2 separate regions of the Homo sapiens genome follow, and region 1 is linked to region 2. A link is an interaction called in ENCODE POLR2A ChIA-PET data of the cell type or tissue named here. Cell type or tissue: Panc1. All regions are shown on one strand. Each heading gives the region's core, and the rest is flanking DNA. Links, peaks and the distances in the headings are about the cores only. Region 1 has its middle 28 kb from the start of TMEM78. Region 2 overlaps LINC02815 (long intergenic non-protein coding RNA 2815).

What was found. ChIA-PET counts read pairs that join two places held together with the same protein. Peaks named below come from ENCODE experiments on the same cell type or tissue, not always from the same donor. Only the 100,000 strongest peaks of a DNase experiment are listed, where the experiment ranks them.
Region 1: POLR2A ChIA-PET joins it to region 2 with 7 read pairs; 2 of 35 experiments call an interaction of 5 or more read pairs at or near these places.

The regions. Positions count from the first base shown.
Region 1 is chr1:229,218,763-229,224,148 of GRCh38, forward strand. No RefSeq gene overlaps it. Among named protein-coding and RNA genes, the nearest start is that of TMEM78, 28 kb to the right of the region's middle. RefSeq lists enhancers at 2,178-2,679, 2,680-3,179. In Panc1, for the core only: no CTCF peak of the experiment used is centred there; DNase peaks (open chromatin) are centred at 2,589 and 2,859.
Region 2 is chr1:229,087,937-229,093,322 of GRCh38, forward strand. LINC02815 (long intergenic non-protein coding RNA 2815) reads right to left here. Exons shown (of 5, transcript NR_186727.1): 3 at 4,151-5,352; 4 at 3,570-3,801; 5 at 1-2,015. Among named protein-coding and RNA genes, the nearest start is that of LINC02815, 64 kb to the right of the region's middle. RefSeq lists enhancers at 120-838, 3,557-4,489, 4,490-5,386. In Panc1, for the core only: no CTCF peak of the experiment used is centred there; no DNase peak of the experiment used is centred there.

The DNA.
Region 1 (5,386 bases), core at 273-5,272, 130 kb after region 2:
CATACAGTCTTTGTATGAGAGAGGAGAGGGAGAAGTTAATCTATAATGAAGATTAACAGTTAAGTTACTTCTACAGAAAGAGAAGCAGCACCCGAAACAGCAAGGTCAACTATCATTTACTGAGCCAGGCACTAAGTTTGTTAAGTGTTTTCTTTCTTTCTCCTTCCTTCATTAGTTCCTTCCTTCATCCTTTCTTCCTTCCTTCTCTCTCTCTCTTTCTTTCTACTTTTTTTTTTCTACTTTCTTTCTTTTTTTTAACTTTTTTGAGACAGGGTCTTACTCTGTTATGCAGGCTGGAGTGCAGTGGCTCCATCTGAGCTCATTGCAACCTCTGCCTCCCAGGCTCAAGCGATCCTCCCACCTCAGCCTCACGAGTAGCTGGGACTACAGGCTAAGTGTTTTCTGTACATTCTGTCATCTAGCCTTCAAAACCAAAATCACAGAGGCTATTATAAATAAATTTTTTAAAGCCCCAGACAATAACAAGTGTCGACAAAGGTGTGGAGAAAACTGGAAACCTTGTGTGTTGTTAGTGAAAATATAAAATAGTGCAGTCACTGTAGAAAACAGTATGTTAGTTCTTTAAAAAATTAAACATAGAATTACTCCATCAAGTTTGGATATCCTGAGTAGACATCCAAAGGAATTGAAAACAGGGACTTGAACACGTATTTGTACACTCATGTTTATAGCAGCATTATTCACAACAACCAAAAGGGGAAACAACCACATGTCCATCAGCAGATAAATGGATAAATAAAATTGTTATGTCCATACAATGGAATATTATTCAGCCTTTAAAAAGGACATTCTGATACATGCTACAACCTGGGTGAGTGTTAAAAACGTTATGTTAAGTGAAATAAGCTAGTCACAAAATAATAAATACTGTAAGATTCCACTTACATGAGGTACCTAGAGTAGTCAAATTCATAGAGATTCAAAGTAGAATGGTGGTTGTCAGGGACTGGGGAGAGTGGGAAATGAGGTGTTACCATTTAATGGGTACAGAGTTTCAGTTTTGGAAGACGAAGAGTTCTGTGGATGGATGATGATGATGGTTTACAATAATGTGAATGTACTTAATCCTACCGAACGGTGCACTTAGTGTGAAAATAGAAAATTTTGTGTTATAAAAATTTTGCCTTAACAAAACAAATCCCACAAGTGAGGTGCTATTATTTTGCAGCTGTAGCAACCAAGGCACAAAGATTGTGGTGCAAGTGAGAAGCAGAAAAAGCATTCTCACTGGGCAGCTGGACTTTAAAATCTGGGCCCTATCTATTATCATATACCTTATGCTATCAATCATCAGCCGTCTACCATCCACCATCTACCATTCACTGTATTCCATATGCCATTCATCATATACCACATATACCACCTGCCATATGCCATATACCATCTGCCATCCATTATCTACCATTCATCATATACCATATATCATCTCCCATCTACCATCCACCATCCATCATACACCACCCACCATATGCCATCTGTCATCTACCATCCACTATTATCCACCATATTCCATATACCATTCATCATATATCATCTACCATCTACCATCCACCATCCACCATCTACCATTCACCATGTACTATCTACCATCCACCATCTACCATATTCCATATGCCATTCATCATATACCACCTATCATCCACCATCTACCATCTGCCATCTACCATCCACCATCCTCCACCATTTACCATGCACCATCTACCATATTCCATATACCATTTACCACATACCATGTATCATCCATCATCTACCATCTACCATCTACCATCCACCATCCACCATCATGCACCATTTACGATGCACCATCTGCCATCTACCACATACCACTGCCATCTGCCATCCACCATCCATCACATACCACCCACCATCTACCATCTACCATCAATTGTCTATCATCAACCATCTATCATGTACTATCCACCATTCTTCATCTACCATCTGTCATATGCCATTCACCATCCACCATCTACCATATACCATGTACCATCCAGCATATACCATCTACTCTCTGTCATCCACCATCTACCATATACTATCAACCATCTAATATCTACCATCCACTATCTACCATATACCATCTACCATCTGCTACATACCATATGCCATCTGCTTGGTAGAAACTTCCCCTTCGGGCACTGATGAAAGCTAAGTGACCTAAAAGAGTTGGCGTGGCCTTTCCAAGGTAGCTGGTTACAATCAGAGACTAACCCTCTACCCTAATCAGTTGTAATATGGCCACAAATTAGTAGTTGTCTAACTCTATCTACAATATGAAAGGGAATTTGAACCCAGAACTTACAAAACCAAAGTAAAGTCTAAGAGTTCTTCAATTGATTCGATTCTCTGATTTCCCAGATTTCAGTGAGGAGGCAGCTGCCAGCCCTGTCATTTCCAAATTGGTTTTCCCATTGGATACATCCACCCAAGGCCCATCTGGTAGTTACTGAAATGTGTCACAGGGGCAAACAACCAAAGGAAAATAATCATCAGAAAGCAACAGAAACACAAGTGTTTCAACCCTGATGAAATAGTCTTCCCAAGGCTATTTATACTGCGTCATCTTCAAAAGGTCACCAGGCACTGGATGACTTCATCTATTTACCTTGATTGAGCACAAAGTCCATGTCCTGCTTGTGGCAGTGGCTGCCGTCCCTGCCCCACACTCACCCCCACGACAGCCATGTTCCTGCTCATGCCCACCCTCCTCCACCCCACACTCACCTAGAGGAGGAAGGGGCCAGGGAAGCCTGCCACATCTGTCAAGACAACCTCCCATGCAGGGTCACAGCAGCAGGTAGCTAGTTTAAATTGTGGTATTTACAACCAAATGAAAGAGGTAAGGAGTCAAGTGGAGATCACTGGAAAGTAAACACTGCAAAACCTCCAAAACCAGAAGCCCAGAGGCACATTTTCTTTGGCAATAGGCCAACTATTTGTTCCTTTGGCAAGTGTGGGGTTTATTTAACTAGAAAAAGAGAGCCTGATTTAATTGTGTGCATGCATGTGTGTGTACATACACACACGGAAGGGGGGTGGTAACGGGGCTCCTCCAGCTAGTCAGAGTTTCTGCTCTCTTATGTCAGAAAACAGGCCAACACTCTGAAGTCAAAGTCAATTACTGAACATGGGTGTGCTCTTCCTCTTTATTTGCATTTCTGGAAAGGAAGGGGAGAAGGGGTATAAGTAATCATTGTTAAATGTCTGCTCTGACTGGATAGACGCTAGGCCAGTGGATGTTTACAGCAACAGCCCTCTGTTAGAAACACATTTCTATTGCAGCCCCGTACACACATACACACACACACATGCATACACACACATTTACACATATAGTTCATGAAAATGATATTAACTATTACTACATGTGAGGCACTCTGCTATTTTCTATTCTATTTCTTATGTCTTTTTTTTTTTTTTTTCATTTTTTAGAGACAGGTTTTTGCTCCATCTCCCAGACTAGTGTGCAATGGTGTGATCATAGCTCACTGCAAACTCAAACTCCCGGGCTCAAGCGATCCTCCTGTCTCAGCCTCCCAAATAGGTAGGACTACATGTGTGCACTATGCACCACTACACTCAATTAATTTTTTTATTTTTTATCTTTTTTTTTTTTTGTAGCTACAGAGTCTCGCTATGTTATCCAGGCTGGTCTCAAACTCCTGGCCTCAAGAGATCTTCCCACCTCAGCCTCCCAAAGTGCTGGTGTTGCAGGTGTGCACCACTACATCCAGCCTATATCTATTTTTTTTAATTGAGATGAAGTCTCACTCTGTCACATAGACTGGAGTACAGTGGCACAATCTCAGCTCACTGCAATCTCTGCCTCCTGGGTTCAAGCAATTCTCCCAGTCAGCCTCTCAAGTAGCTGGGATTACAGGCACGTACCACCACGCCTGGCTAATTTTTTGTGTTTTTAGCAGAGACAGGGTTTCACCATGTTGGCCAGGCTACTCTCCCAACTCCTGACCTCAAGGGATCTGCCCCCTCGGCTTCCCAAAGTGCTGGGATTACAGGTGTGAGCCACCACGCCCAGCCAAATTTTTTAATTGAAGTCTAACATATATACTAAAGTTCATGAATCCCAAGTGTAGAGGTTGATGGATTTTTAAGGGCATTTTATTGTATAACCAACTTTATTAAGATATGATTTATAGGCCAGGCGCAGTGGCTCATGCCTGTAATCCTAGCACTTTGGGAGGCCAAGGTGGGCGGATCACAAGGTCAAGAGATCGAGATCATCCTGGCCTACATGGTGAAACCCCGTCTCTACTAAAAATACAAAAAATTAGCCAGGCATGGTGGCACATGCCTGTAATCCCAGCTACTTGGGAGGCTGAGGCAGAATTGCTTGAACCCAGGAGGCAGAGGTTGCAGTACGCAGAGATTGTGCCACTGCACTACAGAGTGGTGACAGAGCGAGACTCTGTCTCAAAAATATGTATATGTGATTTATATACCACAAAATTCACCCACTTAAAGTGTACACAGCTCAGTAGATTTTCGTACGTTTCCAGAGTTGTACAATTATTATCACAATCTAATTTAGAACATTTACCTCACCCCATAAAGAAACTTTATACCCAATATCTATTCTAATTTTTTTAATGTCAGTCATAATGAAATGAAATCTATTTCATTCATGGGTCAGAATTGAGAATTGTAAAATCAATGTAGCTGTTTCAATAAAATGTCTCATTTATTCCTCACAAGACCTCAAAAGCAGGTGTTAACTATGCCCAGGTCACAGAACCGAGAGGCAGAGAGACGCACAACATGTCCAAGGTCACACACTCGTAAGCAACAGAACTGAAAGTCCAAGCTGGTCCTCCAGGCACCCTTTGGAGTTCTTCCAGTGGCATTGAGACAGCAAGAGCCGCTGTCTGTCCCCTGAAGGGTGAATGCTGCAGTCACAAAAGCAGGCCGGCCCCACACATATCTTTGCAGTGCTGGGAGCCACCGCTCGTGGTCAGCAAGGTGATCTCACTGCACAAAACTGATTACAATCAGAAATGCTGCCAGACAACCTGGGCTCAGAGCTCAGCAATGAAATTCATAACTGGGCTGAGCTGGGGTGATGCTTAGCACAGCAGGATTCGGAAGATGACTTTGAGAAGCAAACTAATAACAAAAGGCCTTCAGGAAGAATGCTGCCTCGAATTCTTTTAACCTGGAACAGATGACCATATTTCAGAAGCTGCAAACCATCACATGCATATATGGATATTTTTATAGCATTAAACTATTGTTGTCAAGTGAAAATTAGAGCAATTTCAGTGACATGCATCAAAAAATCCTACAGAACAATTAATTGTACAGCATGTTATAATGAAGTGCAGATGAAAAGTTCATGTTTTCTCTCATATCC
Region 2 (5,386 bases), core at 314-5,313:
ACTGCTGTGACATTTGGGGTTTCAAGAAAGGCTCAGAGTCAGCCTCACTTCAGGGAGAACCCAGGCCTGGCCTGAACCCCACGCTTCCCCTGACTCCAGGACCTAGCCTGACCCACCTTCGAGATTTCATCTCGGGCCAGCCCCTCCCACGCCGGGGTCCGGAGTCAGTGTGGGCTGTAACCCCCGGGGTCAGGAGTCAATGTGGGCTGTACCCCCTGGGGTCAGGAGTCAGCGTGGGCTGTACCCCCTGGGGTCAGGAGTCAGCGTGGGCTGTACCCCCTGGGGTCAGGAGTCAGTGTGGGCTGTATCCCGGTGGCATCCACCTGACTACTGTGCAGGCGGCTGGCGGCAGGTCCCGGACACATTGGGACGTGGTGTAGTTTTCATGCTGTGGAAGGCACCCTCCTTTCCCTGGCAGAACCAAAGGCCTGGCTAAGCACCTGTGGGGCTGGTCTGCACTGCTGTACTCCTCCCCACTCCCCTTCCCTCTGATACTGTGGGAGGGTCACCCCAATTCTCTTGGTCTTTCCTGGTGAACTTTCTGTTGGGCCTTAGGCACCTGCAGGTTGGAATGATAGGCTCTGGTCCACTTTCCAGCCCCAGGTGAAAAAGCTCAGGTCAACCTTTTCCCCTTCATTTTTCTTTCTCCCAGGGCTCTGCATGGACCCCTTTACACACAGCTCTGCCGCACAGGCTGCTGCCAGGTATAGAATCACTGCCGGCTCAGATACCAGGATGTGAAAAAAATCAGGACGAGCCTTAGAAAAGTAAGAGGATGGTGATTAAACACATAAATAAATAAAGCAATTAGGAGGAGGATGCATAACCAAAAAGCAAGGTAAGGAGAAAGAGGAGGGGACTTCAGGCAAGGCCTCTCCAGTTACTGTCATTAGAGCAGAAATCTGAGAGAGGTGAGGGGCCAGCCAGCGGGAAGGGCACCCCAGGTGGGGAACGACAGGTGTGAGGTTCTGAGGACAGGGGTGGGGCTGGGCTGGGCAAGGCCAAGGAGGGAGAGAGAGGCCAGAGCTTTGAGCACAAAAGGAATGAGATCCTTGTCACTCACAGGGCCAATGTTGGAAGCAGGACCCCAAGTAGGAAGCCACTTCGAAAGTCCAGGGGCGGTGACCAGGTTTGGGCAGTTTTCTTTACTGTGATGGAAGAGAACTGAGGGAAAGGTGGACGGGGACAGGGACTGCTGGGGACACTTAAATAATTTACTTTGATATTATTTATGCAAACTTTTAAAACAAACAGTATAATATATTTCTTATATATGATCATTCCCATAAACAATATATTTAAAATATGAAAAGCACAGAATAGAGCGAACATATCAGTGGTTGCCGTTGAGGAGGGGGAGAGAGGAGGGGAATAGCATTGAGGAATGGTTAAAGGGGGACATAAACTTTATGTGTCATGGTTTTATGCCACAGAGATATGAAGCAAAAATCACAAGTTATTATATTAGTGTCTGTTTTTCCGGGTGGTGACTGCTGCAGTATTGGCTACCATATTCTCTGTACTGTCTTTGTCTGGATTTTTTTTTCCCAATGGAGAATTGGGAGAGCAATGCCTTGCACTGCTGGGTGGATTCGATCCCCAGGCACTTCCTGACTCTCTTCATGCTTCTCAAAATCTCCCTGCCATGCAGGCAGGGCCAGCTCTGCCTCACCCTTTGGGTTTTGTGAGTGACTTGGCCAAGTCTACGGCTGGTAAATCTGGGCTGAGACTGGAACCAGGTTTCCCGGCTCCACAGTTCAGAGCTCTGTCCTGTGTCCTGGAGTCTCTAAGGTCCAGGAGACACCTCGACCTCCTGGAGGAAGATGCTGCCACCTAAAACAGGTTTCCAGGGCAACCAGCTTCCCCAGCTGCTTGGAAAGAGGAGGGATATCCAGGGCTCCCTGGTGGGCTTGTCATGCCCAGCAAGTCAGAGCCCAGTGGAGCCAATGAGTACTGAATGACTTCATTCACTCATGTAACAAGTATCTAGTGACCTTGAGTATGATCCAGGCCCCCTGTGAAACAGACAAACCAGAGATAAATGTTAGATGCCCTTGCATTTCCCCTGGGGGGTAGACAGAGATGTGAACAGAAGCCCTGGGCTTTCCTGGGGAGGAGTCCTCACCCCCATCAGAGCACAATCCCCACCAGGGTGTGTCCACAAGCTGAACCACAGAAGCTCTGGACCACTCGAGCCTGATTACCATCTGGGGGCAGAAGGAGGGGGACAGAGTGCTCCAGAGGCATCATTCTGTTCCTGCACCCTCCACCCTCCTTCCTCCTTGGTGTCTGGGCAGAACTTCCTTCCATTGCCCATCTCAGTTGTATTCCCTTTATTCACTCTCCTCCTCACTTTTTTGAAATTAATTTTTTTTTAATTAGAGATGGATGTCACTATGTTGCCCAGGCTGGTCTTGAACTCCTGCCCTCCAGTGATCCTCCCACATCAGCCTCCCAAAGTACTGAGATTACAGGCATAAGCCACCACGCCTGGCCTCTCCTCCCCACTCATAATGTTTGTTTTTAAAGTTTGCATAAATAACATCCAAAATAAGTTATTTGTGCTCCCCCAACAGCCCCTGCCCCAATCTAGCCTTTCCCTCAGTTCTCCATCTCAGCAAAGATATCTGGGTCCTGCCGGTTACTGGGCAGCCGCCCTTGGTTCCTTTCTTTTCCTCATGCCCACAGCTCTCCTTCCAAAACTGCTGTGAGCTTGCCTTAGATTGAAGGCTTACCCAGCACTTAGCAAAAGGTTACCCAAGACTTACCAAAATGACCTCTTTTACATACTAATTCCTCCCCCTGCACTCCTTATCCTGCTGTTTTTATCTAAAACACATATCACCTGGCCAAGCACAGGGGCTCACACCTGTAATCCCAGCACTCTGTGAAGCCAAGGTGGAAGGATCACTTGAGCCCAAGAGTTCGAGGCCCCATGGGCAACATGGCAAAAGCCCATCTCTACAAAAAATCCAAAAATTAGCCCAGCATGCTGGTGTGCACCTGTAGTCCCAGCTGCTTGGGAGGCTGAGGTGGGAGAATTGCTTGAGCCCAGGAGGCCAAAGCTCCAGTGAGCTGTGATTGCATCACTGCACTCCAGCCTGGCTGAAAGAGCAGCACCCTGTCTCAAAAAAAAAAAAAAAAAAAAAAAAAAAAAAAAAAGAGTATCACCTCCTATCATAATATTGACTTACGGGCCAGGCATGGTGGCTCACACCGGTAATCCCAGCACTTTGGGAGGCCGAGGTGGGCGGATTGCCTGAGGTCAGGAGTTTGAGACCAGCCTGGCTAACATAGTGAAACCCCGTTTCAACTAAAAATACAAAAATTAGCTGCGCATGGTGGCACATGCCTGTAGTCCCTGCTACTCAGAAGTCAGGAGAATTGCTTGAACCCAGGAGGCGGAGGTTGCAGTGAGCCAAGATCGTGACACTGTACTCCAGCCTGGGTGACAGAGCAAGACTCCATCTCACAAAAAAAAAAAAAATTGACTTACTTATTATGTTAGATGTTTGTCTGCCCCATCCCCACCACTCCCATAAAGGCAGAGGGTTTTATCTATTTCATACCTGCTGCATCCCCAGCGCCGAGAATAATGCTTGGCCCAGACCAGTCATTCAATAACTGTATCTTGAGTAAACAGAGAGAATTTATCAGAAGCTACTAGAATTAGCTAGGCATGGTATTGGGCTCAGCTACTCAAGAACCTGAGGTGGGAGGATTGCTTGAGCCCAGGAGGTTGAGGCTGCAGTGAACTATGATCACACCACTGCACTCCAGCCTGGATGACAGCATGAGACTCTGTCAATAAATAAAGAAATAAATAAAAGCAACCAGAATCCGAGCGTGTGGACTTAGAGGCCTGGGCAGTGTGTAGGTGGTGGTACCTGGACACAGGTGTACGCAGGGGTGTAAGAATGAAGGCCACCCGAGAGCCTCATGCCTCCCTCCAGGGGATATACCCAGTATATGAGCAAGACAAAGCTGCCAAGCAGGGACCTCCTTGCAGGGGCCACCCCTCAGAGTAAAGAGGCTCTACTGGAGGTAACAGTGCCCAGGGGAGCTAGCTGAGGGAGAGCCAGCCTTTTTGGCAAGCCACCACAACTAAAAACAAGGCTGCCCTGCCAAGCCACACAAGTCTGAAACTCACCGTGCTGTTTCCACGATGCTGTTTCCATAGCTCTTTAGGACCTGTTCGTCCAAAGGCTGGTGGTGGTGAGAAATAAAATGGAAATTGTCGCAAATGAAGCTTTTAGAGTGGGTTTTCTCTCTCTTGCTAAAGCCTCTCACTGCAGCTTGAATTCAGGATATGCACAAAGAGATACTGGAGGACAGTCTTTGGGGGTGGGTAGGGGAAGGGGTCACTCAAGTAATCAGCTTTTAAAATGCAATTTAATACAAATATTGATTGAATACCTGCTGTGTACAAGGCTCTCTTTGGGGATGTGGGCTCTGAACCAGAGTAAGATGTGGGCAAGAGACCCTCTGAGGCTAGAGCTGCCTCTGAGAGCCCTCCAAGGGGAGCCAGGAGAGGCCTCAGTTCATTTAACATGCAAATGTGAGCAGCATCCTCTCCAGGCAAAGCTTCATTGCTCCTGTTTCGTTATAGCTTCTTCCTTCCCAGGGAATGAAGCTTCCCAAGAGAAAACCCACATTTTCAAGCTGCACTGTTGATTGGTCACGATCTCCCCACCCCCACGTGCCCCTTCTTAGCTAGACTCCATTGTAATAGCTGGTGACTTCTCCCCGGTTCACAGGATTTCATGTGGTTCACCTACAAGCCTCATTTCATTTTATAGTCACTATTTTCTCAGCCTTCCCTAACAGCAGATGTGGCTGAAGTAGCTATTTCTCAGATTGGGTTACCCAGAAAGTATCTTTGATATACAAAAGGCTATTTATTCTCTTCCACCATGCATATCCCAGGCTCACGCTAAGCCTTTATATTTTATTCATTAAGTCAGTCCTCAAAATCCTGATGACAGCTCAGGCAGTAGATCAGAGAAGGAAACAATTTTTCCATTTTCCACCTGGGAGGTGGAGTTCCACGTGCCATCACCAAGTAAGGGTGGGGTTGCCTCTGTGAGCAGCCTCTCCACAGGCTGCTTTGCTGTCTTCATAGTTTGGGGGTGGCAGGAAATAAAGATGGCTGAGCACCTGCAGCTGCTTCTTCCGGAGCAATCATGAGGTAGTTTCTGGTGTCCTGTCCCAGCTCATACATGCTGCGTTGCTTGTGGGTGGTGATGGCTGAGGTGTGGCCTTGTCCCTGGCTGGGTGGTCCCAACTTCTCTATTGCTGGCTGGGTGGCATCCAAGTCTACTCTCTGGCCCTCCTGGAGATTCTTCAAATTCCCTAGAATAATGCAAGAAATTCACCCCTCGCTTAA